Linked DNA regions of Mus musculus: regions 2, 3, 4 and 5 are each linked to region 1. Evidence: chromatin loops called from intact Hi-C (ENCODE). Cell type or tissue: heart. All regions are shown on one strand. Region 1 overlaps Tenm2 (teneurin transmembrane protein 2). Region 2 has its middle 200 kb from the start of Gm51890. Region 3 overlaps Tenm2 (teneurin transmembrane protein 2). Region 4 overlaps Tenm2 (teneurin transmembrane protein 2). Region 5 overlaps Tenm2 (teneurin transmembrane protein 2).

Region 1 (5,000 bases):
GTTGTTAAAGATTATTAAATAATTACCTATACATAAGACAGAAACCTAGGCGGCTGTCAAAATGAACAGCGTGGGCTCCTATTTATCGGCACGCATTTATGTGCACACTGCACGCACACAGACTCAGGGTTGAGTGGAAAAGGAAAAACAAAGAACATTTTGTCCCCAGCACATGCGTTTCCAAGCGTAGATAAGCATCTCTGAAAATACAGACGTATAAGTATTAAATGGTATTTTTCTGTGTGGGATTTTTGACTAATTGTTGTTTTATTCGACTATTCCTATAGTTTAGTAATTGTAGCTTCCTTTCATATTTTAGACGCATAGAAGTATTTTAAAATAAGAAAGTGATGCAACGATAATGTTTGGGCTTCAGGTGTCTTGCACAGTGCTCAGCAGCAGAGATCGACCAGGCAAGGACTGTGTTGAGTGTATTCTCTGGAACGGGAGCAGGACTTGAAGTCTGGTCCTGCGTAGTTCCAGGACTTCTGTTCTGGGCAGGCTGCTGCTGGCCACTCGTCTGAGAGGAGGAAATAGAGTTTCCACTCTGGGGGAAGTGGAGGGGAGGGCACGGGAAAGCATCTCCCAGGCTGTGTGGGGAAAGCATGCTCCCTAGCTTGCAGACTGACTTTCGGAGGAGGGGGGGAGGGGGTGCAGCTGCTTGTTTCCCCCACAACAGATATGCAGATTCAGCTCTCTCTATAGGAACCTCTGGACTATCCCTTTGGACTGAGAGCAGTGATAACCAGCAATGAGGTCTCTGTTTTACCTCAACAGACTTGGCAGGACCTTGGTGGCAGCCATTCACCAAACATGGAGAAAGTACTGGGGATTTGGACTGCAGTGAAATGGACAGCATTTTATGCCTCATAAATAGATAAAAAGACAAAGATTAAACCAAGGCTGCTCTTCTCTACTCTGGAAACATGGAGGCACGGGAGGATCCCCCAAAGCTCAATTCTTACATCTCCATTGTGGTTGGCTCTCCAAAAGCCACCTTCTAAGACAGAGGAATGTAACTGTTTCCAGAGTGAACCATTCCTGTTTGGAAGACCACAGAGCCTGCTCTTTCTATAACATAACTGCTGAACTCCATCCCACGGGAAGCCAGCATTTAGACTGTGTGATACCTGCTGGTTTTCCACTGGCTGGATATGGAGGAGTTGGCCACAACCACAGGGCACACATCATAGCGCCTCTCTTCTGGAGGGCCTGGCTTTAGGGACGTTCTATGTTTTATGCCTCTGGACCTCAGGATATGGGGACCGACAGAAGTGGGAACTGTGAGCAAGTACCAAGCACAGAGAGGACTAAAGTGCGAAGCGCACCCCTCAATTCTGCTGCTGACATATATCCCCGTCTAACACCCGCATCCTTCTTTAGGCAGGAGGGGCCGGAGACAGAGATGAGCTTTATTGCTTCTTTCCAGTCTTGTTAGCATCTCGTTTTTGTTGAGCTTCTGAATACCAAGGTTTGCTGATTTCTAAAGTTATCTAAAGCTAACAATGGACACCCACAACTCCTGTGCAGCTGATGCTACCGCCTGACAGATGTGAACGCAGGCGCTCAGGGAGGTTGAGAAACTTGTCCAATGCCAACGGGAAGCACATCTCAGAGCGGGCATCCACACCACTGCCTCCCTGATGCCGAGGCTGGGAGCTTCCTGGCAAGCGAGGCTTTGTCCTGCAGAAGGCTGTGCAGTTTGACATTCCCTCTAAGGTGGACTGTGGCCATCATACTCTATCTGGACTCAGTAGTCTGCAACTGGGGAAATTTTAATTCCAAGGCTGGGACTTCCTGGAACATTCTGGAACTGAGGGGAACATCTCACTGAAGCACATCCCATAGTTTTCTTCATTTCTGTTAATCTCCTTCTCTAGACTTCTGCAATCACTGTGTATGTTCACCTGGACCTTACACCCCTGACAGGAAGTGCAGCTTGTGTCTGAGTTTTTCCTTGGGAACCTAAGGAAAACTTGTATGTGTGAATCTCTCCACAACGGAAAATTTAGATGCTTGGATCTACTCACATTCTCAAGCCTATCAAATTAAAAGAGAAAACGTGAATCAGTTTCACTGTAACTCTTGATTAAACACTTCAAAAAAAAAAAAAAAAGAATCAAGTGTATATTTTCATTCGGCTGGGGACCTTTGGCAGCAAGCTGCCTCCAATCAAAGAGCTCATTTCTGTGGGATCCCTACACCCGAATTTCAGAACTGGACTCCAACCTAGGCCTAATTCAGGAGGGCCTCTGCTCTTCACTCAAGAGATTTAGCAGCTACAATGTATGTGTCTAAGGTCATTTGATATAACCGTTGCCAGAAGGAAGCGTCCGGGAGGTTTGTGGATTAAAGCCTTAACCCGACTGTGCTGAGAACTAAAGGTGATATACAGATGGTCCCCACAGAGGAAAAGAGCACTGGCTAGTGAAGGACGACCAAGTACCAGCACCTTGAAGGATGTGAAGCTGCTCAGAAGTCCCCATAAGCCCCAAGAAGGAAGACAGGACCAGGCAAACAATTCTGCAATGCAGTAAAACCGCCAGCAGGTGGCGACAGCTTCCTTTGCATTCTCCCAAACACACTGGCGTACAAACAGGAAGCGAACATTGTTGATTTAAGCGCGATCAACAATGAAGTCTTCTTTTTTCTTGTCCCACCCACCTCCATCTCTCTGTGGTATCCCCTCCCTAACTTACTAAATTCTCAGCTGGCAGCCACACGGAAAGCAAGCCAGGACTTGCTAATGTCTAACGTTCGCTCACTGCTGTGGAGAGCCCAGAGGCTGGCAGATTCCATTCAGTCTCCAGCAGGTCATTGGGGACTCAGGCTTAGTAGCTTCCTCCAACCAGCAGCTCTTAGGTTAATACCCGCAGCAGCAGGTTTGCTTGACCAAAGCCGCTTCAGGAGCTGGGGAAAACAGCTTTTTGGCAAAGCAAACGGTAGAACTATTAAGTATGAGATAATTGTTAGGGGAAATATGGCCAGCCCTCACATCTTTTAATATACCTAGCACTTTATCTGTATTGATCTGCTTCTGCTAAAGAGGAAATTCAGAGTTTATCTACCTGTCTGTGCAATCAAGTGTGTTGCTGGACCTATTGTTAAATCACAGAAGCCCCGCTGGGACCCTCCCTCTTCGTTTCTAATTTCCGCACCCATGGCAAACATGAATAATCAGTGGGGTTAATCAGCACTTTATCTCCCAGGTGCTGTGCGTGTCCAATATCCTGAAGTTTGAACGGCAAGCAGACAACAGGAATTCCCAATGCTGGCAGGGAGGATGCTCAATATCAGAGGCCCGACAGAGCAAATCATTTAGGAGTCGGGAGAAGGGACATGAATATCCTGCAGCTATAAGAAGTCATTAGAGTTAGCAAGACGTGACTAGGCAGTTTTAAAGACGATGCGAGTGGTTCATCTGGATGCCAGCTAGAGGAGGGGAGAGCTCTATAGAGATTGGTCAAAAGCCTACTTACTCATAAAAAGTTGTCCATCCAGTTTCATCACTCTTGGTGGCTAGGAGTCCAGTGTTCCCATCATAAGTCATGAGGCCCAGCTCCAGGTTCTGAGTGGACACGGCTTTGAGGCCTCCATTGGTGCCCACGGTAAGGGTGATAATCTGATTATCAGGCATGAGCAGGTGGCGGGGCATGCCACTGCTGTCCCGGCGGATCTTTAGGGAATTCCCGTTGTTGTCAATCAACTCGGTGACGTCATTGTCAGCGCTGTATGTGAAATTGTACAAGTACTCCCCAGTCACCAGACTCACAGTGTACTGATGGATACCATCAGCGTTGAACACGTACAATTCCTGTTCTCCCGGAGATGCAGCCTCATACTGGTTGAATGCGTTAAGAACGGGTTTATTTTTGCTGACCGCCCTGATCCGGATATTCCCAAGGTCTGCAATGTAGATGGTGCCATCTGGAGCCACGGCTAAGGAGGACGGCGAGTTTAGGATGGCGTCCGTGGCGTAAGCGTCATCTCCCGAGTAGCAGATGCAGTTGACATCGTTTTTGCAGTCACAGTCTGAGGCCGCCCCGGCTAAGAGGCAGATCTCTCCATTGGTGGTGACTTGGCGTAGGCGGTTGATCTTCTTCTCGTCCGTCTCAGTGATGTAGAGCACCCCAGTGTGAGAAATAGCAATGGCGCTGGCTGATTCCAGCGCAGAATGGATGGCGAGTTTGCTGAGCGAGTAGTCGATGCCGGGAACCTGGCAGTGCATAGGCCGTCCCGCGATGATGCTGACCTGGTGGTTCTCCGTGATCCGCAGGATGACGTTGTTCTCCAGAACGTACAGGGAGTTGTCCATGGGGTTGACGGCGAGGTCTGTCGGCCATTCTAGACGGACCTGCACACGACAGATGGCATTTCAAGAACAGCCTCGAACATGTTAATTTTATTCGTCTAGGAGAAAATGACTTAGCTTTTAAAAATATTCATTTTATTTCCCGTGTGTGAATGCTTTCCCTGTTTGCATGTGGGAACCTCGTGCATGCCTGGTCAGAAAGGGTAAGGCCGTTGGATCCCTTGGAACTGGAGTTATAGATAGTTGTAACCCACCACATGGATGGTGGGACTTGAACCCAAGTCTTCCTCAAGGCCCAGCTTGAGGCATCTCTCCAGCACCAACTTAGCCTTTAAGTAGCAAGCTGTACTAGGAGGGCTCATCACTGAACCATTTGCCTGAGCTGGCTGTTTATGATAGAGAGGAGGGGAGCATGTGACAGACTCTGCCTTCAGTTTCATCTGTCTTGACTCGATCCTGGCAGCTCCATCCACACCAGTGTTTCTCAGCTCCAGATGACTAACCAGGGCTACAGCCATCCAATGCGGTTGTACAGGTAGATAAATGCATAAGGGACCAAGGCAATTCAGCCCAGCGTCAGCTCTGCGAGCCATGGGTCAGGGAAGGCTGTGTTCATTTAGAGATGACACATTTGTCTAAGTTGGGAAAAAGCAACCATGTGGCTTGGAAGGTGGCCCTAGCCCAAGAA
Region 2 (5,000 bases), 1.1 Mb after region 1:
CAAGCGGAAAAAAAATAACTGTACATCAGCAGTGTTGTATATTAGCTCAGTTTTATTGGACTGAATTTCATTATTTCATAAAGTGAATTTCTCCACAAAATAGCATGAATACAAAGATATGAATTATATATGTGCTTCATCACAATATACTCTTGCCTCTAACTTTAGTGCTGTTCCTGCAGATATTAGTCTCTCTCTCTCTCTCTCTCTCTCTCTCTCTCTCTCTGTCTCTCACACACACACACACACACACACACACACACACACACACACACACACACACACATACACAGATATACATACACGTGCACACGTGCACATACACATTAATGCACATATGCATGCACATATGCATCACACATACACACACATTCACACAAGCCCACTTGAATGCATACACACTCAAATGCGCTCACATATACACATACTCATACACACATACGTGCACACATATGCACACACACACAGACACACATTACTACACACTTTCCTTTTGTGCTAACACTTCTGTGTCTTGTCTTCCACACTGTGGACACTGTTCCAAAAAGCCCCTGTGCTTTCTGTGTTTATTATTTCTACCTTGCTGATGGTTTCCTGTTACACTGCTTCCATGAACTCACTTGATGTTGATTCTAGTATTCACACCTCAAGGTTTGTGCTGGGAAAAAAGTCCTTTAGATAAACATTTTTTTTTCCTGTGGGATCCCTGTATTCCACTATAAAGCAACTTGATGAAAAAAAATGGATAAAGCTGACAAAGACAACAGTGAAAAATTCCTTGGGCTGAATTAGAAAGAAAATGCATAAATGGCTCTGCGATGCCCCCATGATTTCTACAATTATGAAATACTGAAAGAAGAGAAAGAGTATAGTAATCATAGTTTCAATTCAGTTGGAGCTTGCTGCCCCCAGGTGAAGGCAGGTAAGGGGGAGAGAGGGAAAGGAATCCAATTCAACTTTTCATTGCTTGATTCATAAGCATATATACCAGAACAGTTCTCTTGGCCAGGTATTTATTAAAATCCTCACCCTGTCTGCTTATAAACAATTTGAGAAGTCAGACACTATAATATGCATAGCACTGTTCAAGCAGTGACCTTCTCAGCTGACTTTATTATGAGCTATGAAAAGCACTAGCTAATAAAACACAAGGGTGTTTAGTTTATTTCAATGATTTTACTTTCTAGGGGTTTCAGTCCCTTCATAAAGTCCTCCCACCAATGACCCTAACTCTTTTATGACTACCGCTGACAATACAAAACCCCAAAGCAAAGGCTCTAGGAACATGGGTCCCAATAAAGCTTGAGGGACAGCATTCCACCAAAATTCTAAGGGCAGGATTCCAGTTGCACCACTCGGCATCTCTACTGTGGTTTATTTGTTGTTCAATAATATACATGCAATTTCTTGCTGGTTTTACCCTTGAGTATGCATTCTACAAAAGCTCATAAAGTTCTTAAAATTAGCTATACCTGTAATCTTATAATATTCCCCAGACCGTGAGTAAAATTGTACTTATTCACTTAAAATTAATATCCTTTTCTTGGTTCTCTGTGGAATTCTGACAAAACATTGAATTTAATGCTCACATACCTGGGTGTTTTAATCCAGCAATCATGGCTATCTATCTTCTAACTATGGCAAAGCAAGATTAGACAATGCCCTGCTGTTCACAGCCTGATCCTGTGAAATGGACCTTCTTGGGGGTCATTTCAGTTCTAAGTAGCCCCGAAGACTCCAAAGCATTTTTTTTTTTTACAAGACTCACAATAGGCAACAGGATAAAATGAGGCAGGCTGAAGAAGGGTCTCTGATCTGAGAAACTCATTCATTTTGTTCTTGCTGTAACTTTAATTACATCTCTCTGTAAATATATTTCACAACTGAGGCAGAGACTCAAGCATGTAGACATCTGCACATTTATTAATTCAAGGAGGACATGGAAGTCATGGCTCAAGATTGATGTCTATCAAAATTCTGAACTTTTAAAATCTGTACTCTTGAACATCTGTCATAGCTTTGGTGGAAATCAAAGCTTCCCCAAATTAGTCATTGAACTGACAAAACAAATATCCTCGGGTATCTCAAATGGATGATATTTATGAGGCAGATATCTGGGATTCTGGGGATAATTACTACTGTGGGAGGCACCTTTCAGAAGATCTTACCCTTTTTCTGGGGCGGAGCTTTTCCATATTTAAACAGCAGTTTTAGTGGGTACGGGGACACCTCTCTAGAGAAGAGATCCCGAAGGCCTGGATGACTTTGAAAGGCTACATGTCCCTGGGTCCCATTGAAGTTTACAAAGTTAAGACTTGCTGGAGTGATGGCATGCAGGTTTCTGCATGGTAGACAACCCTAGAGCAGCGTCTGAAGCAAAGGTAGTAGACAGCCAGAAACAAGACTAGACGACCAGAGATTATGATCATCAGCTCTAACATCTTACTCCACCCCAGAGGATACTGCAGGTAGTGGTCCTCTAAGCAAGAGGAAAGAGAAGGTAAACGATGGGGAAGAAAGGTGTTTAGCAGGCATCAGCAATCATTCACACATTAAGATGGAATCTCTGGCTTTCTGTAGCGCTCCTTCCCTGTTCTTCTCAGGACTCTCCTGCCCCCTGCTGATAGAACCCAGCATTTCTTGTTTCTCCTTTAGGTTTTTGTTACTATAGAGACAGAAGCCAGGAGAGAGGCAAAGATGTAAACAAGGATCTGGCTCTAGAATGTGGGGGAAAGAGAAATGTCAGGAAGATGAAACAAACAAATGGGAGGGAAGAGGAAAAGAGTGAGTCCGTAGAGGACAGAGCCCCACAGTTCTTGGCATCAGGATCTGGGCAAGTAATAGAAAAATAAAGCTGGATACCTAGAAAACACAGAGGACATGGTGGAAGTAACAGGAGAGAGTGTGTGAGCTAGTCAGGGGCTAACCCATTGCAGGTAAATGAGAGGAAAATGCAGGAATGACATTGGCTTCTCTTCTATCGTTTTCCATTTACAAGTCTTCACCATCTAGGGGTGTAAACTAATTAATATGGTTTCGTAGACGCCAAAGAAAACCAAGCTGGCTTCTAGCTTGCACTGATTCACCAATCAGAGGTGTGAGCTTTTGAGACGGCGATGAGTAGGAAGAAATGGGTCGTGTAGAAAACGGCAGTCAGTCATGTGATCCTGGAATGTGGCGTTAGAAAATCATCATCTATACAGGATGTTCAGTGATTCTCTGGGAGATGTAAAATTTCACTGCTTTGATTTTGAGAAGCTATTGACTGTCTTTCTCAAAATGTAGAACAGGTAACTCACCTAGGTGGCTGCTTCTACCTCAGGACACTAAAGACAGAAAGGGATGAGAGGTTTTAGTACCTTAATAAGGTTCAGCCAGGTCCCTGAATCGCACCTGCCGTACATTGATCTTAGGCAGAAGCTTAAGCAAACCAAATTAAAATAAAGATTGTTGATTGGATATTGGAGAGGTGTTTGTGAAGATAATAAACCTGGGGTGCTGACTGTATGAAGGTTGTGAGAACAAGCAAAAGCCCTGGCCACAGGATCTCAGACAAACATTCTGCAATGGTGGCCATCTCCATTGGCAGTAATAACTTTGTCATGAAGATGGAAATACTACTGTGACTTTAGAGATGTACAGACTGGGTCTTAGCAGAAAAAGTGACTTGCCAGCTATCAGAAGGTCAGTAAAGAAGGGCTTTAGAGTTGTTGTTCACTTCTTTGGACTCCAGGACTGAATGTGGATCTGAAGTGAGTGGGTAGACATTTGATAGTAGAGATAGGGAGCTACCTGCCCCATATCTGCTCTGCCAGAATGGTTCAGATAAACTAAAATATTAATGTGACCATGTGGAGTCATCAGAGGGCAAAAGGGAACATTTAAATTCAGAGGTTGTTCCCTATTACCTTCTATGAGAAAAACACATGAGGTATGACTAATATTTAAGGCCAAGGGTTTAAGTGACTAGATAGTATACTTGAGAGGAAGGTAATATTTTAACTCTATTTCTCATACTAGAATTTACCACATCACAGTGGGGTGGGAGTTACTCAATCAAAGCTCATGATACCACAAATGCCCAGAGCATATATGACAAACAATAAAAGAGAATTTGCTGTCTGAGGTAGAATAGACAATACTGAAATATAATTCAGCTTAATTAAAGTGAGGGTCTGTAATTTTCATTCTTTACTGTTAAGAAGTTTAAGAATTGTTTTTCAAATCTCCAGCGATAACACCAGAAGATGTATAAACAAGAATACAGATTCAAAACTGATAAACGTGAAAGGGTTTTACTGGGTATTTTCATAAAAGCATTCTCATGTAGTAAGTTACAAAATTTAGATCTAGAAGGAAGCAGAGTGCACTCCCCAACTGCATGGTGGCATTAGTGATAAAGTTTGGTCTGGTGGATAGAGATGCACCTGAGCATGCCAGGATGCGTGTATGTGTGTATGTAAGGAGAGGTGGGGGAAGAAAGTGTATTCATTCATATATATATATATATATGTATATGTATATGTATATGTATATGTATATATATATATATATATATATATACACACACACACACATACACATATATGTGTGTCACACATATATATGAATGCAACACAAAGGTTGTATTACTCAGCATTCAAGAGAATAATGGTAACTTATGATCAAGGAAAATGGGGACGATGTATAAAATAAAATACCTAACTTCATGTGCAAACTTTTATATTTTCTGCCTATATCACACAATAACAATACTTGCTTGCATGGTTTTTGATGTTTATTGTATTCCTTTACATTCACAAGTTCTTTAAATCAACTATAATATCATAGTGAATTTGTACTATGCTCAAGGCAAAGTGTCAGCAAATATAAATTGGCTTATTTTTATCCTGAAGCTCAATCTTTTAAAATAAAAATAATAGAAATAATAAGAATAGATATATATGAAAACAGATATAATAGACATATATGAATAATATATATATTTATGTATATATATA
Region 3 (5,000 bases), 480 kb after region 1:
GGAGTCTGCATCTTCCTTCTGTCTTAAACATTCTGCTTCGGAAGCTCTCACATACTGAAAATGCCTTCCACGGTTATCTCGCCCTCACCCTATAGACTTCATGTGCCAAACAAGAATGAAAGCTCGAGGTACTGCTCAGCACTTGTTCCTAGATAATCCATACTAGGTAGTCCACGGAACACAGTGGGTCTTCAGAAAATATTCATTGAATGAACAAGTGAAAACAATATAAAGTCCATTTAAACACATTTTAAAAGGATGCCATTTTTATTTTTAAGAGAGAGAGAGAAAGCGAAAGGGGGAGAGAGAGAGAGAGAGAGAGAGAGAGAGAGAGAGAGAGTATGTGTGTGCTTGTGTGTGCTGTGCCTGTAAGTGCCAGAAGAGGGAGTGTGATCTGGTAACGAGTTCCATGCAGTTTTGAGCCCACTGAGGTGGGAGCTGGAAACCAAATTCTGGTCCTTTGCAAGTACAATAGGTGGCTCCTAACCACAGAGCCATCTCTCCAGCCTCCAGGACCTGCTAAGAAAAGCCTTTGCTTTATACAGAAGATTTAGAGAGGCTAAGAAGCCTGCTCAAAGTCACAACACAAATACAAAGAAAACCAGGATTTTCTTCTCAAAGCTTCTTTTCCAAAGCCATTCATTAAGGCCACTATTGGGGAAGAAAAGACACACCAGAGCCCAACTGGAATGCTGCAAGAAGTTTTCTGGCCCTGTTAACAGCAGAGGTATCAGTGTATCAATGATACAAGATGCAATGAGATGCTTAAAGCAAGACTGGAAGAAGGGAAGGTTGGAGGAACCCCTGGTCCCACTCCATGTCAATCACAGTGTGGAGAAAGCCTGCTGGGACTTTCACAATGTGAAGGACTGTGGTTCTCACTGTCATCCTGGGACACCTGAACACTGGTTTACAGCCGGCTTGGGCACTGTCTTTTACATTACATCCATGTGCTTGACAAGTGAGGCACACATCCAATTTTGGTAAATGAAGGCTTGTTTTCTTTACAATTTATTCATTCATCAATTATTTACAGAGCTTGGCCTGGGTGGCAGAGTTCTACCAAGTATGAGGGACAGCAATGAAGCAGATACTCATGGTCTTCAACCCTGGGAACTCTTTTGTATGAGAGGGAAAGAAGACCACCAAATACCTTAGAAAAGGTGCCCTGAGAGAAGTTACCAGGAGGTACTAAAAATAAGGTTGCTGGACGGTTCTCTGAACACCAGGTTGACTTTCACTTAGCCATTCATTCCTTCATGCAACAAATAACTTGTTAGTTCTAGGACCCACCAGTAACTTAAGGAAAGAACCTCTAGCCCAAAAGACTTGCTTCTTTATAAAGGATGTAGGACCTATAGACGTTGTTCTCAACCTGTGGGTTGCGACCCCTCAAGAGCCTAATGACCTTTTCACAGGGGTCCCCGAAGATCTTCTTCGGAAAACACAGATGTTTACATTATGAACAGTAGCAAAATTACAGTCATGAAGTAGTAATGAAAATATTTTATAGTTGAGGTCACCACAGCATGAAGGGTTGTAGCATCAGGAAGAAAAAGAACCACTGCCCTATAAGATAGAAAGAAGCACATGGCGCAATACCTCAGCATGCGAAGGGAAACTGAATAAGGAAGAGGCCCTTCTTTACTCTGGAGTGTACTGGATGGTCAGCCATTCTCTCCAACTACGGAAATGAGATATTTGAGTAAAGTATGTCGGACATGAGCTACAGGTGTGAGAAACGATGTGGGACTGTCAATAAAGGTCTCTGAGAGGATGGATGCTTGGTTTTGTCTAGCCCTTCACGAATTCAAAAGCTGTTTCCTGAGCACCTACTATATGCTTGCACCAGGAAGTCAGTAGCACAGAAGAAGCAAGCAAGGGAGGAAACGAACACGCATCTAAGGTGACAGGGCACTGACACAGAGGAAATAACGACAAGGATATGGATGGAAGAGGAAGAATTCCTTCCAAAATTTGAAGGACACAGAGAGGTCTGGGACTGCAACCAAAGGCAGTGGGCAGAAGAGATGAAACAGATTTCGAATGGTGGAAAGACTCTCTTGTCACTCAAGGACTCTCCCATCTTATCCCCAGAGACATGGCAGGCCCGTGGAGAGCTGAGACTTGATCTGGCTGTACCTCGCGCCCTCTGGTGGCCGTGTTGAGAATGCACTTATGGAGGAAGGAGAGACCAGAACAGAGATCTAGAGAATAAAGGCATAGGAAAGAAACCAGACTAACCCCCAGAATAAGAACCCCGTCGAGCAAGGCCTGGGTACCATGGCGTGAGGATTCAGGTGGGATAACTGTGGCAGGGCACCTGAAATTTATTCCCCATATTAAAACCACATATAGATGCCAGGATTCAGGATCCTTGGGCAAAGGGCCGCCCACTCATTTTTCTGTGCTGAGTGGGCCGTTGTCCACAATGGGACTAAAAGTGAGCTTTTAAAGGCATTGACTAAAATGATGCCTAATTCTTAAATAGCATTCCAATAGAGTTATAATTACTTAACACACAACCTCATGTGTATTTAACGACAGATGCGTTGACGACTGTGCTCAAGTCCTGCAGGGATGAAGAAGTCCCAAACTGTCATTCTAGCTGCAAAGAGGGTTGTAGCTGGCTGCCTCATCACACCCGCCACGAAGACATTGCCTCATTTCTCTGCTGACCCACACTGGAAGGAACGGAAGACCCAAAGCCTAAATAGAAGCATATTTAAGAACTCACAAAGCTAAGCTTCGAATCTTGCAAGTGCCATCTCTTCTACTGTTTTGTAATCCAAAAGGAAGGCTCCATACATTTTTGTTACAAAATAATACAGAATCACTTTGTTGGTGCTCTCTCTCTCTCTCTCTCTCTCTCTCTCTCTCTCTCTCTTTCTCTCTCTCTCTCCTTCCCTCTCACCTCACCTCTCTACCCCTCTTCCCCTTCTCAACTTCTCTCCCTCTCTCTTTCCTCCTCTACTCCATCTTTCCCTGAAAATAAGGAGTGCCCCGTTCTGACCACACTGCATCCTTATCTTGGAGCAGTCCCAGTGACTCTGCCCCAAGAGTGGTTTATCTCTGCTAGGTGAAGGGATGGGGCTCAAGTGAGTCCCCTTTCCAAATATTAACAGCTAATCATGCAGCCAGCAATAGCCACATGCTTGCTGACACCAGTAACTGTCTGCTTGTAGGAATCAGCGCCTGAGGGAAGCCAGAAGGACACAGCTGAGTTTCTCTGAACGAGTCATGTAGGCTACAGGGTGACACATGGGGCTTGGTAGCGGGAAGCTGTGAGGGGAGAGATTCCCCTGACATCTGCTGCTGCTTACTGGTCCTGGGGTGAGCTCTCCTTGGCATCTTTGAGGTGTGTGTGTGTGTGTGTGTGTGTGTGTGTGTGTGTGTGTGTGTGTGTGAAAACTGACTGAGAATTTTGTGTCTGGGTTAATTTAATTTCAGAGCTAACGCAGTCACAAGTAATGGTTCCCAAAACATTATGAAATGTATTTATCTGATTTGGGGGAAAATCGTTCTCTCCAGTCCTATTGAAACAGAACCCAAGGCATGCTAAGGAGAATAATGAACTCCCAAATATATCCACATCTTAATTTGTAAACTTGCGAGTATGTTATGTAGAATAGCAACAGGGGCTTGATGTTGATTTCTGATTATCCCCATGGGTGTTGCTGCTAGAGATGGGAGCTTCTCTTGGATTATCCAGGTAGTCTCCTCTGTGGAGAAATGTTCCTAGCTTCATTCAAACAAAATACGTTAAATAACAGAAGGCCAAAAAATGTCTTCACGCTAGTTTAAGAGGCTGAAGAAAGAGCTGCAGCAGCCCAATGTGAGCAACGAGAGTCTCTGGCAACAGGAAGGGAGGGGTTTCCCCTGGAACAGCTGAGAGGCAAGCAGCACTCTTCAATCTCAGACTCTGGCCTGTGTAACTTCACCTCTGCACACGGAAGCACAGCTATTAACTGTGCACACTTCAGGTATGGGCAGGGCAGAGCTGCTGCGCCGGGCGGTGGTGGTGCACACCTTTAATCCCAGCACTCCAGAGACAGGTAGATTTCTGTGAGTTTGGAGCCAGCCTGGTCAAACTGAGTTCTAGGATAGCCAGGGCAACACAGAAAAACCCTGTCTCTAAAAACCAAACCAACTAAACAACCAAGTAAATAAATAAATGAACAAGCAAATAGGTGGACAGTTTAAAGCCAACGTTTGTGGCAATCTGTCCCAAGAGTGATGCTGAAATTAATGCCCGTGAATTTTAGTTGTTCTTGGCACAAAAGAAAAAGCACTCTGAAATATTTCACCACTATTTATCAGTGATACAATATGCTTATAAAATTTTCCTGAATGACAATAATGAACCATAGGCACTAATTTTAGTCTATATGGAAATTAAAAATAGGAGTGACGTCAAGCAAATGATGAACAAAAGGCCTCTAGGCCTGCAAGTTTCTCAGCCTATCAGTTAAAAGAGAGCTGGCATTACCAACATGCTTTTAAAAGGGAAGTAATTGGGCAGCTAAAATACAGGGGTTTATATGTTAAATATGTATGCTTATTTCCCACCAAATTTCCATTTGCTATAGTTTATTGTAGGTTTCGTTCTAACACAACACACACTCAGCTCCCTTCTCTTCTTGGTAATGCACATTACATGGGAGTAACTAAGGGAGATTAAAGCAATGTTATAGCATGTAAATAACGATAAATCATCACCCCCTCTTCTCCGAGCTCCTACTTTCACTCAAAAGTGCTAATATTAACTCAATACCTCTACTTAAATTATGGCCTCCCATTCAACCAGAGAGTAGACATTATTCTTGTGTTCTCTCTTGAATATGCTTTCTAAGAAGACGCACTGAAATAAATAAACACAATATTTCAAAGGGAAGGAAAAAAACGCAAGTGAACAGAATCGGTTTACAAATACGGCAATCAGACATGAGCATCTGCTATAACTACTTACTTATAAGAGGGGGTGGGGAGAATCACTTAAG
Region 4 (5,000 bases), 440 kb after region 1:
CCTCCTCCCCCCAAAATCTGGAAACTCAATTGTAATTTCAGTAAGGTATTCCTGTACATCAGCAATTTTTTTTCATTTGTTTTCCTTTTTGGTTCAAAAGACAGGGACTTTTGGAAGGGAAGGGATAGAGGTCTTATAGTAATCCTTCTGGTAACAGCCATAGGACAAATTCTGATTGCCTTGCAACCTCTATATAAACTTAATGAAGCATTTTTAGTTGGATGTTTTAAAAACTGGGTCAAAGAAAGGGGGAGAGCATCCTGAATGCTGATGTGACTCGGTAATAGATTGAGTAAGCGGTGGCAGGAAACGTGTGGACTCCTTTGCCTAAGCACAGATCTGAGCCAGCACAGCAAAACCTTACTGATGAGCAGGGATCAATACCAGCAGAATAGCCAAAATCAGCTTTTTGTCCCTAACCTCACCATAGCCTACCCGTAACTGCAGAGGATCAAGCACTTATGTAGGTCCCCACAGTGTCTCACGTGGGCACCACCACTGCAGAAGGACAGGAGTAGAGGAAGGGAGGTGCTCAGATCTCTGGGAAAATAATTAGCCAGCACGAACATTACCTCTTCCTTTTCACGTTTTCTGTAATTCCTTCTGTCTGAGAGAGAAGCTGTATGTAATATGTGACACAGGTGAAACCCATGCAATAAAGACAGCTGAGGTCCTTCCATGCAGGAGGGGATCTTTCTTCCTAAGAGCTGGCACCTTCTTATGTCACTCGCTCAAGGGAGATCCTGAGCTGTGTGCACCTACACGTGCAGGTGTGTGTGTGTGTGTGTTTATGTGTGTGCATGCTTCAACTGAGAGTCACTTTTGATTCCCTTCCAAAAAGGCCATCTGAGAGTCAAAACCAACACATTCTTCCAGTGAGGCCTGAGTCAGACACTGTGTTTCTTTCTGCCTCACTCTTTCCAGCCTGGAGCCGCTTCTCATGGCACACAGAGCTCACTGCTGAAAGCAGACAAATGATTCTAAGTGGATGAAACTTTCCCAGGTGCTTCTGTTGTTGGAAGTTGTCTTCCTGGCACCACGTCTGTTTCCATCCCTGTTCTAACAGATACGTGAGAATTTCTGGATACAGCTACTGTGGGAGGCGAAAAGGCAAGGCTTCCAGAGCTGCTTAGAAACTAGGTGGGAACCTCCAGTTTCCTCTGGGGGTGCTGGGATAGAACCCTGTGAGTCAGGAACTTCTAATACAGGACTGCTGAGGTACTCATGGCTCTGGAGTAGCATTAGGGAATAAGACGTTCTCTTTCTAATTTGTTAATAATCCAAAAGTAATAGATTAGCCATTTAAAAACAACAACAACAACAACAACAACAAAACAAACAAACAAACAAAAAACAAAAAACAAAAAAAAACAAAAAAACTCCTTTTTTTTTTGCAGTGATATTACTAACATTATCATAGGATATTATTTTCAGAGGAAATTTGTTCAATCAAAGTCCATATTTTTTCTAAATAGAAGATCAGAACACTTTGTGTGTGCGCGCGCGTGTGTGTGTGTGTGTGTGTGTGTGTGTGTGTGTGTGTGTGTGTACTTGTGTGTAACCTCCTTTAGGCACTTGTCAATTGACAGAACACTGGATGTGAGCTGAGCATCCACCAGGCACTGGATAAATCAGAGGATACATACCAAGTTTCTGCTCTGTTGGAGTTTGTGTATAGTGGTTGAAAGAAGACAGATAGCTTCTCAATAACTAATTACATCACTTGATAGAAGGTCTTAAGTACCATGGAGGGCAATGAGGGAATAAAATGAGTGCCAAGAATATCGAGAGTGGAGGAGAGTGTGAGAGAGGGTGACCTTTCAGCAGTGTAGAAATGGGAGAATCAACGCCCTCCTTTACTTAGCTATCAATAGTCCTGAACTTCGGTGTCACAGTGATATATTTTGGGTCAGCCCGTGCACATAAAGGTGTGGACGCGACCAGAAGCCAGATTTAGGGATAGCTATGGGTATTAACATTTATTCACATTCAGGGGACCCTGTTAATACCTACCTAGCAGGATAGCCTGTTAATTACCCTGTAATTACCTTCTGGGCCAATAATTGAAATTCTAATAAAAGCAAGAGAGAAAATAAGCAAAGAGAGGATAATCAGAAGAAGCCAGGGTCATCCTCACTTAGGTGAGTGCCAAGAGCTAACTCAGAGACTATATAGAAAACAATTGCCTTCTGCCGAGGTTCCCACACCCTCCGACAGTGTATTAAATTCTTTTCTTGTCTGACATAAAGTAATAACAGAGAGTCGTCGCCGTCCCGGGCCACAGAAGATGGGATGGCTTTATTTCCCTTTTTTCTAGAAGAGTGTCACAGTCTTCTGTTTAAGGATACAAGAGCAGAAACTGGACCATGTCAGGACCATGTCAGAATTTACTGCCCCCTAGAGGAAGGAAGGGGAAAAGCACTGCGGAGGGAATGCAGCAGGGGGAGGTAGAACTGGGAAAGAGGCTTTTATCTGAATGGTCAGCTTCAGGCTCTCCTCCAAGGAGAGTATAGCACAAGAATAAGGATAGCTTAAGGAAACTCATGGATAAAGTGTGGTCAGTTTCTCAAGTCTGAATACTCATCAGATACACAGGTGGAAGGACAAATAGGAACAAACAAAACAAAACAAAACAAAACAAAACAAAGGACACAACTGAATAACTTCTGTCTCCAGGTGGGTGCCCATCAGCACCTTAGTAAAGTAGCTGTTGTGTCTCTGAGCTTGTGGGAATATCCAGCTCATGGCTTTTTCTCAAGGAGTCTCGTGGGGCAACAGATCACACACACCGTGCCTCCTCCCAGACCCATCATCTTATTGAAAGGGGGATGAATTCCAACCCTGGCCGGCACATCAGAGACCCCAGGCACATCCCGGCTTGTCCGGCATGGTGCAGTCTACATTCCTGTCCCATCTGTCCTCACACCCCAGTGACTCACACCCAATTCTCACCCGCACCCCCTTCTTCAGCATCCCTGGGAACTTAATCTCTATCCTCGTGAACTTTTATGACGGTGTAAAAGGTTTGAGACAAACTGCAAGTTTTTCTATTTATGTGGAATCACAGTCCTTATAAAAGTTTCCATCTATGGAATAAGAGTTCTAACAGTGAACAGTGATTGTGCTAACATTTATTTAGCTGGTAGTACACGCTGGGAGCTTAGGGGCATTTAATAATGCGCACTGACGTGTTCAAAGTCCTTTGAACATATTCATATTGTGTCTTCATGGAGACAGAGAAGTTAAGCAATTAGCTGGTTAAGGAACAGCTAGCAAAAGGCTGAAAAAAAAAACCACCCATAGTTTGAACCCAAGACTCTGAATTTAGGCTTTTATCCTTGACCATGGATTACCATACCTAGGCAGTACTGATGCCAAGTATTAAGCTATCCACAGTAAGTTCAGTATGGAAGACTGATGGTGTTGGTGAAGATGCAGAGAGCTAGGCGGTGGTAGGGGTTGTTTGTTTGTTTCTATAGTCTACATTATCAACTAAGGAGCTAGCACGACACTAGATGACACCCGGACTGGATGATATGGGAAGAGTTTAATAAGGGAACTATTTAGAGATGCAGTCAGGGTTTAGGGCAGCCAGAGGGATGCTGCAATGCTTTAAGATTAGCAGGTACTACTACCAACCTTCTGTGAGCTACACAATAAAAGGAATCGGGAAAGAGAAAACCTTAGAGTGAGGGTACCTGGGAATGCTCGAGGACTAAGTGTTAAGTTCAGGGAAACAGCCAACCTGGGAGTCAGGAGTTCTGCTTCCCCTCACCCCACCCTCTGTCCTTTCCCTGACTTCTCATCCCTGTGAATAAACTGTGTTGGTATCTATAGGACAAAAGCATTGGACAACCAACCCACGGGGCAACTTTCCATATCTTGGGGGTCCCAGGGCAATATGAAGGACAGACAGACACTGCGCAGTGCAGTCTCTGTCGGGGTAAACTGGGGCAAACCTCACCCTCCCTGGGACTCAATTTCTTCATCATTATAATGAGACAATTAGACCACATGTAATTTACACTGCCTTCCAGCTCTGACATTTTAAAGTTTTATGAATCCAACCTCCAACTACTTCCCAAGAGATCTTCAGAATAACTTCAAAAAATAAAATAAAATAAAATAAAATAAAATAAAATAAAATAAAATAAAATAGAAGTCTGAGAGGCAGCCCCCACATGCATGCTCACATGCTTTGCCCTGTCACAGAGAATGCCGGAGGACTAGGTGTGGTTAACGTAGGAGGGCATTTGTCCATCTGACAGGTAACCAGGACACTGTTAAACGGTTCAAAGAAGATGATAGAGAATGAGAAAATAGTCCCAGCAAAGGACCATTTTGCACTTTAATGCACTATAAGCTCTTTAAGATGAAAAGCAAAGGCAGGGAGGAAAGTGGGCACCACAGCAACTCTGGAAAACCCAGAGATGTGTCGTGGGTTTATACGGATATCTGTGTGATGGCAATTCACAGGCCATCCATGCACTTGAACCAGTGGTCACATGTTGCCGGGCAGTGAACGTGTATGTCTGGCATATGGCCTTGGCTGGGGACAGCTGGCATAGGGAGTGGGAGGAGGGAGTGTGCCTCCACAAGTCATATGGGGCTTGTCTAAGTAGCCTTGACAATGTGCTCCGAGCTGCTCACTGGACTGATGCTAGTCTTAAGGTTTCTTGCTGAGACTCTTGAGAGAACACTCTGTGTGTCCAAGCAGACAGAGACACTGGCGAGAGATGAGGGCATCTGTCCTCTCTAGCTTCTGGAGACATATTTACCCCCAGAGGCTAATGCAACTCAAGCATGGGGTCTGAAAAGACTGTTGGGATGGTTCCGAGGTGGTTTTTGATCTGCATGCTAGCTCCTCATACTCATTCTATTTAAACAAACGTAAATGAAGTGAGAGAATCTGCCTTTTATGTTCTAGAGACCCATGGGAGGGTCTCTAGATATTAGCCAATGACCAGATCTACAGATGATTTTTCTCCTCAAATGAGAGG
Region 5 (5,000 bases), 340 kb after region 1:
GGCAAGAAATAATGTTTTCCTGTTGTGAATGGACTCTATATGCTGGAAGGTATTTTAACTAAGGGGCAAAAAAACCAACAAAGTCTGAACTGCTACATGGTTTTAAGATTCCACTGTCATTGCCAAAGGACCAACTTAAAGATATTCTTCATGATTAACCGGCTAAACTTAACATACCCAAACACAGGGGCCCCAGTGCTGGTGCCTACAGCACCTGACAAACTCAGCCACTTTCATCAAACCCAATCGAAAACACTCAGGCACTGCTCTGCACTCTGCATCTTTGGTGTCAAACTCCATTTTCAATCCTTTACGTCAAATTTAAATTCATGGCAATTGCATTCAGATCTTGATAGAAGCTCCAATTTGCCCGGGACCCCAGATCCATTCCACAAGACATATATACACGTTCAAGTGCCCACATACCCCAACTGGGCATGCTCTCAATTTTAGCTGAGCAAGAGTGAAGCGCGTTGGATGACTCCTTGCTTGTCCGAGCCTCAGCGCACCCTCTGATAAGAGGCTGTTGGAAACAAGGCGGCCATTCAATGAGGTTCTCACCCCTCTGCTGGAGAAATAGTGTGAGCATGGCTCTTGTTTGGTATGAAAATGGACCTTTGCCCTTTTGGTGCCATTTCCTTCTCTCAGTGAAGCTAAAATCACTATCAGTTTTTGAAGCAAGCTGAACAAATTGGTGTAGCTGATGAAAAGCGAGTAAGTTTGGCTCTAAATCTATAGATCTGTTCTGCCCACCCAAATGATGAGCTCTTGATTTCTATACAAAGCCAACAACAACAACAAAAATCCTCTATTGACAACCAACAAGCTGATACACCCACCATCCAAAAGGGAAGGAATTGCTCTGCGTGCTGTCACTAAGAAAACATGCTGGATGTCCCTGTGATAACAGCTGACCCCGCTTATGGAAGTCATCTTTGCTTGGGTATCCATACATGCATAAAAGGATGCCGCTTCTAAAAGCTCATTTTCTCTTTAATAATTGTCTGTTTTTGAAAAGCTATCAGCAGGTGCACATCATTTCAAAAGCCTCTTGTCCTTCATAATACAATATTCATCACGGTTGCATAGTATGAAATAAAAAGTAGCAAAACACAGGCGAGGGTAGTTCAATTAAATGCAACATAATCTCTGTCGAAAAAAAAGAAAAAAAGAAAAAAAAGAAAAAAGAGAGAGAAAATATAGTGCTGAAGCTAAAATCAGGTTCTGATGAAAGAAAAAAGGAAATATATTTCCACATATTTTTAATTATATAGAATTTCCTCAAACATGATTTTTCATAATATATTCCATTAAGTTAACATCATATTTGAAGAAAGAGCATTTTCCGATTTCATTTTAAGCCTGATTTTGAGCAATTACGGTGTCATTGTTCCGCGGTAGAAAGGTTGAATTCATTTACTGTGTGGTTATGTTAGTTATGATTGATGTCTCTTCTCCAAATGATAAACCAATCACCCCGATGATGTAATGTCATTTTAAGAGTGCCATAATCACATTTCTCTCAAACTAGAAGCTCTGATGAGTTCTAATAAAGATTTATGGTAGATTAAAGGCCTTCATAATATCAACAATGGATTGCTCATTTGATGAGAGATTTGATTAGATAATTTTTTTTTAAAAAAAAGAATATGAGTTTGCTAAATATATCAGGCCTGGCTTTGAAGAAGGGCATGGGCCATCATAAGTAGCATTTGATTGGTCCATTTGCTAAATGAATCATCTTAATATACTTAGGAGGTCCCCTATAATTGGTGAGGTTGAGACCACTGGTAGCTTATATTCATGGATAGAGCCAGAGAAATCTTCGCAGGGAGAATTCTTGGCATCTCTATTGCTTTTGATGATCTGTGTTAATGAATATCATGAGCAGTTAGCTCAGAAGGCAGTGCCAAAGCTTTGGGTCAAGTGCAAGTAATTAGTACCATACTCCCCATCCCCCGGGACATGGATACTGAATCCCTAGGTAACTGCGCCCTCTTCTGTATTCTTATGTTCAGGTGAACAGTCTACCAATTACTGAATCCAAAATAAGGCCTGATTATTGCTGCACTTGGGCCAATTCTTTCTAAGACTTGGAGAGTAGGAGTTGAGGCACAAAATCCTCAAAAGTGGAGCAGAACCTAGTGTTCGGTCCCTCTGTTCTGTGAACAAGAAAACCCAAACAAGAGCTCTGAATTTAGAAGCTGTGTTTATCACAGTGCCTCATGATCAGCTCATTAAATTCAAGTGAAGTGGCACAAGCAGAAGGTCACAGAGAGGTCATACCCCAAACACTTCAGTCTTGGCATGGAATTCAGTATTCATGTCAAGGGAACACATTTTCATCACAAAACCATATGAAACAAGCAAGGGGAAGTCAGAAGCCAATGATAAAAAACAGCAGAACTGGGAGGCACAGGGATGGGGCATGTGAGGGTGTCCAGGGTCACTCAGCTATGACCACAACCATAGTAATACAAAATTCAATATTCCAGTGTCTCCCCACACTTCACCTTTGAGTCCTGCATGCTTTCACATGTAGCCTTGGGCAAATTCCTCCCTCAGAAGGAGGTCCAGAGCCTGTTATAACCAGGAAAACCTCTCCAACGGCGGTGACCTTCAACAGACGCCTCTTAGAACTACCACGCCACAAAATGACAAATGCGTTTCACCTTGGTGCTCCCCACACCACTTTCTCCCAGCCTTTGTTTCAATAGTTGTCATTTTGCTGGAGACTCACAAATGTCAAGCACAAAACACCACACAATTAGACACCACAGAGTTTCCTTACCACTGCTGGAGGCTTGCTGGGGCCCTGAGCATGCTCTGAGCAGGTATGAATTGGGGGAGAATTCCTCATCAGGGTTGGTGTCCATGATCTGATGGGAGGTGTTGCTGTCTAGCAATGGCATCTGGCAGCTAACTGGTGGAGGATTATGGGAGCTAGGCAGCTGAGCAGATGGGAGGAGGCTAGACGAGGATGTAGGTGGAATGGGACGACCTGGGAAAGAGGACAGAGGGGTCAAAGGTCAGCAATGAGTGTCATGAGAGCATCTTAAGAAAGTTACATTGAAACCAGCTCACAATACAAATATATATGTATATATGTATTTTTTTTTAATGTTCCAGATGCACTTTTCAGAACGGTTATGGTGTTTCTTAACCAGCTCAACTGCATTACCACTGCTTGTATGATACTTCATACTTTATGAATATAATTCAGAAAGGGCATCCATTTGAGTGAAATCCGTCTAGAAAAAGTTTAGTTTTTTCTCTCTCCTTTGCTATGATTCCAAGTCCTCCCCATCTCTCCCTGAGCCATCTCCTTGCTGGTCTTCCTGTTTATACTCTTGAGAGAGAGTCCACCAACTCTCCCTTGACCCTGTCTCTTCTCCATAGCAATTGAGATGACGTTTCCCAGGTCGAAATCAGCTCATATCCTCTTGATACCCTCCAATTGCTTTCCATTGTATGAGGGAAGAAATAATTACCTCTCCTCCCTGTGATTCTGGGCTTATCCTACCTTCTCTGGATCATAGGTGTTCACCCACCTCCCTTACCAAGAGGACACCCTTCCCACATGGCTCTTTATTCTCCAGTGAACAGGCATTCTTATTTCCTCTGCATGAACATGTCAAACTACTCCCCCTTTGCAAAGAGTTTCTTTCTTACTTTCTTTCCTGCTTCTACTGCCTGGCCAGTATTCTCAAGACTTCAGCTTCTCTTCAGTGAAGCTCTCCATGTCTGCATGCTTCAAACAAGAACTACTTTCTCTAGCCCATCAGCCCATTTCAGTATCCTCATAGACCTTATTAGTACCTGGTACTCAAAATTGTATCCCCAGTGAACAAATCAAGAGGCCATACTAAAAACCAAATCCTTTAGCTTAGGGTAGGAGATGAAACCAGATGGACAGACAGAGCCTGCATTGGCATGCCAGTGGTTTGATCATTCATTGCATCACATGGTTTATTTGGATATTGTGGAGGACTTCCTGTTAGGTAAAGCAGGGATGCCCTATGCCATAATGAACAGCAGTCAGTCTAGGAGAGTGGGGAATAACCTGGAGGTGACCTTAGGCAAAGAAGGTCCCTTCCATATGGATGGCTGTCGGAACCTCTTCCTCACTGGCAGCAGGCTCCTCACACTGACTCTTGAGCAATGACAATTTCTGTCTACACATTCTGCCAACTGTGCACAGGGTCATTTTAATTGTTGCCTGTGTGGTTTGTTTGCAAGGAAACTAAGGAATATGAGCCAGGAGAAGCAGCCCATGAAACTGAGATGTGGAGGGAAACTGGAGAGTCAGATGAACAGTTTGATTCGGAGAGGTGTTCATGCCTGAAAAGTTACACTTTCCTGAAGAATTGCACACACAGAGGTGCACTCAGACATTCTGCTAGATACCAGCACTTGCTGCTGCTTTCATAACTGTATTTCCTGATTTATTATTATTAACTGCACTATACGGTACCCTGGATGGATGGTTTTGGTTCAACCAATGCATGTGCAGTTGTTTTGAGTCCTAAGGAGTCCACCATTCTGCCCTCAGATCTAGTGAGGAGTCAGAGGGGGTTCAGATGATAAGAAACAGGATGGTGGAATGCACTAAAATAGGGTACCATCAGGGCCGAAGAAGGAGATGTTTTGGCAGGAGTCAGGGTTTAAAAATTGCATAAGGATCCCTGAACGAGTGGAAGCTTGAACAAGTCTCTGAAGAAAATGCAAGTGACTCTGAAGAGAGAGAATGGAAGGAACAGTCGTAAGGAGGCATCAAACTACTGTCAGAATGGTGCCCTTTGGAAGGACAGAGGTGACACAAAGTTGAAGATAAAAGAAGTTTAAGTGAGTTTGAGGTTTTGAAATTTATGTGTCTCTACAAATGTTTCATAGAAGTCAGAAGAGGGTGTAAGATCTCTTTCAGCTGGAGTTGCAGTTGAGTTGACCAATGTGGATGCTAGGAACTGAACTTGGGTCCTCTGGAATATCTGCTCTCAGCC

What was found. Hi-C counts contacts between places; a loop is a spot of excess contacts. Peaks named below come from ENCODE experiments on the same cell type or tissue, not always from the same donor. Only the 100,000 strongest peaks of a DNase experiment are listed, where the experiment ranks them.
Region 2: a loop joins it to region 1, with 7 times the contacts of the local background. A loop is called at or near these places in 5 of 42 quality-filtered maps.
Region 3: a loop joins it to region 1, with 8 times the contacts of the local background. A loop is called at or near these places in 23 of 42 quality-filtered maps.
Region 4: it touches region 1 in a loop (3-fold over the local background); 5 of 42 quality-filtered maps call a loop at or near these places.
Region 5: it touches region 1 in a loop (30-fold over the local background); 3 of 42 quality-filtered maps call a loop at or near these places.

What each region holds. Positions count from the first base shown.
Region 1 is chr11:36,043,288-36,048,287 of GRCm38, forward strand. Tenm2 (teneurin transmembrane protein 2) reads right to left here. Exons shown (of 29, transcript NM_011856.4): 23 at 3,480-4,354. Among named protein-coding and RNA genes, the nearest start is that of Gm42072, 48 kb to the left of the region's middle. In heart, a CTCF peak has its summit at 2,544 (motif pointing right); a DNase peak (open chromatin) is centred at 2,544; H3K4me3 peaks cover 564 bases; H3K27ac peaks cover 348 bases; H3K27me3 peaks cover 806 bases.
Region 2 is chr11:37,183,710-37,188,709 of GRCm38, forward strand. It overlaps a transcript of Tenm2 not described here. Among named protein-coding and RNA genes, the nearest start is that of Gm51890, 200 kb to the left of the region's middle. In heart, a CTCF peak has its summit at 2,615 (motif pointing left); no DNase peak of the experiment used is centred here.
Region 3 is chr11:36,524,441-36,529,440 of GRCm38, forward strand. All of the region lies in intron 2 of Tenm2 (teneurin transmembrane protein 2), which reads right to left. Among named protein-coding and RNA genes, the nearest start is that of Gm33585, 170 kb to the left of the region's middle. In heart, a CTCF peak has its summit at 2,168 (motif pointing left); a DNase peak (open chromatin) is centred at 2,161.
Region 4 is chr11:36,487,900-36,492,899 of GRCm38, forward strand. The region is part of intron 2 of Tenm2 (teneurin transmembrane protein 2); the gene reads right to left. Among named protein-coding and RNA genes, the nearest start is that of Gm33585, 130 kb to the left of the region's middle. In heart, a CTCF peak has its summit at 2,412 (motif pointing left); no DNase peak of the experiment used is centred here; H3K27me3 peaks cover 219 bases.
Region 5 is chr11:36,382,328-36,387,327 of GRCm38, forward strand. Tenm2 (teneurin transmembrane protein 2) reads right to left here. Exons shown (of 29, transcript NM_011856.4): 3 at 2,792-3,001. The region is part of intron 1 of Gm33585 (a long non-coding RNA gene); the gene reads left to right. Among named protein-coding and RNA genes, the nearest start is that of Gm33585, 27 kb to the left of the region's middle. In heart, a CTCF peak has its summit at 2,009 (motif pointing left); no DNase peak of the experiment used is centred here.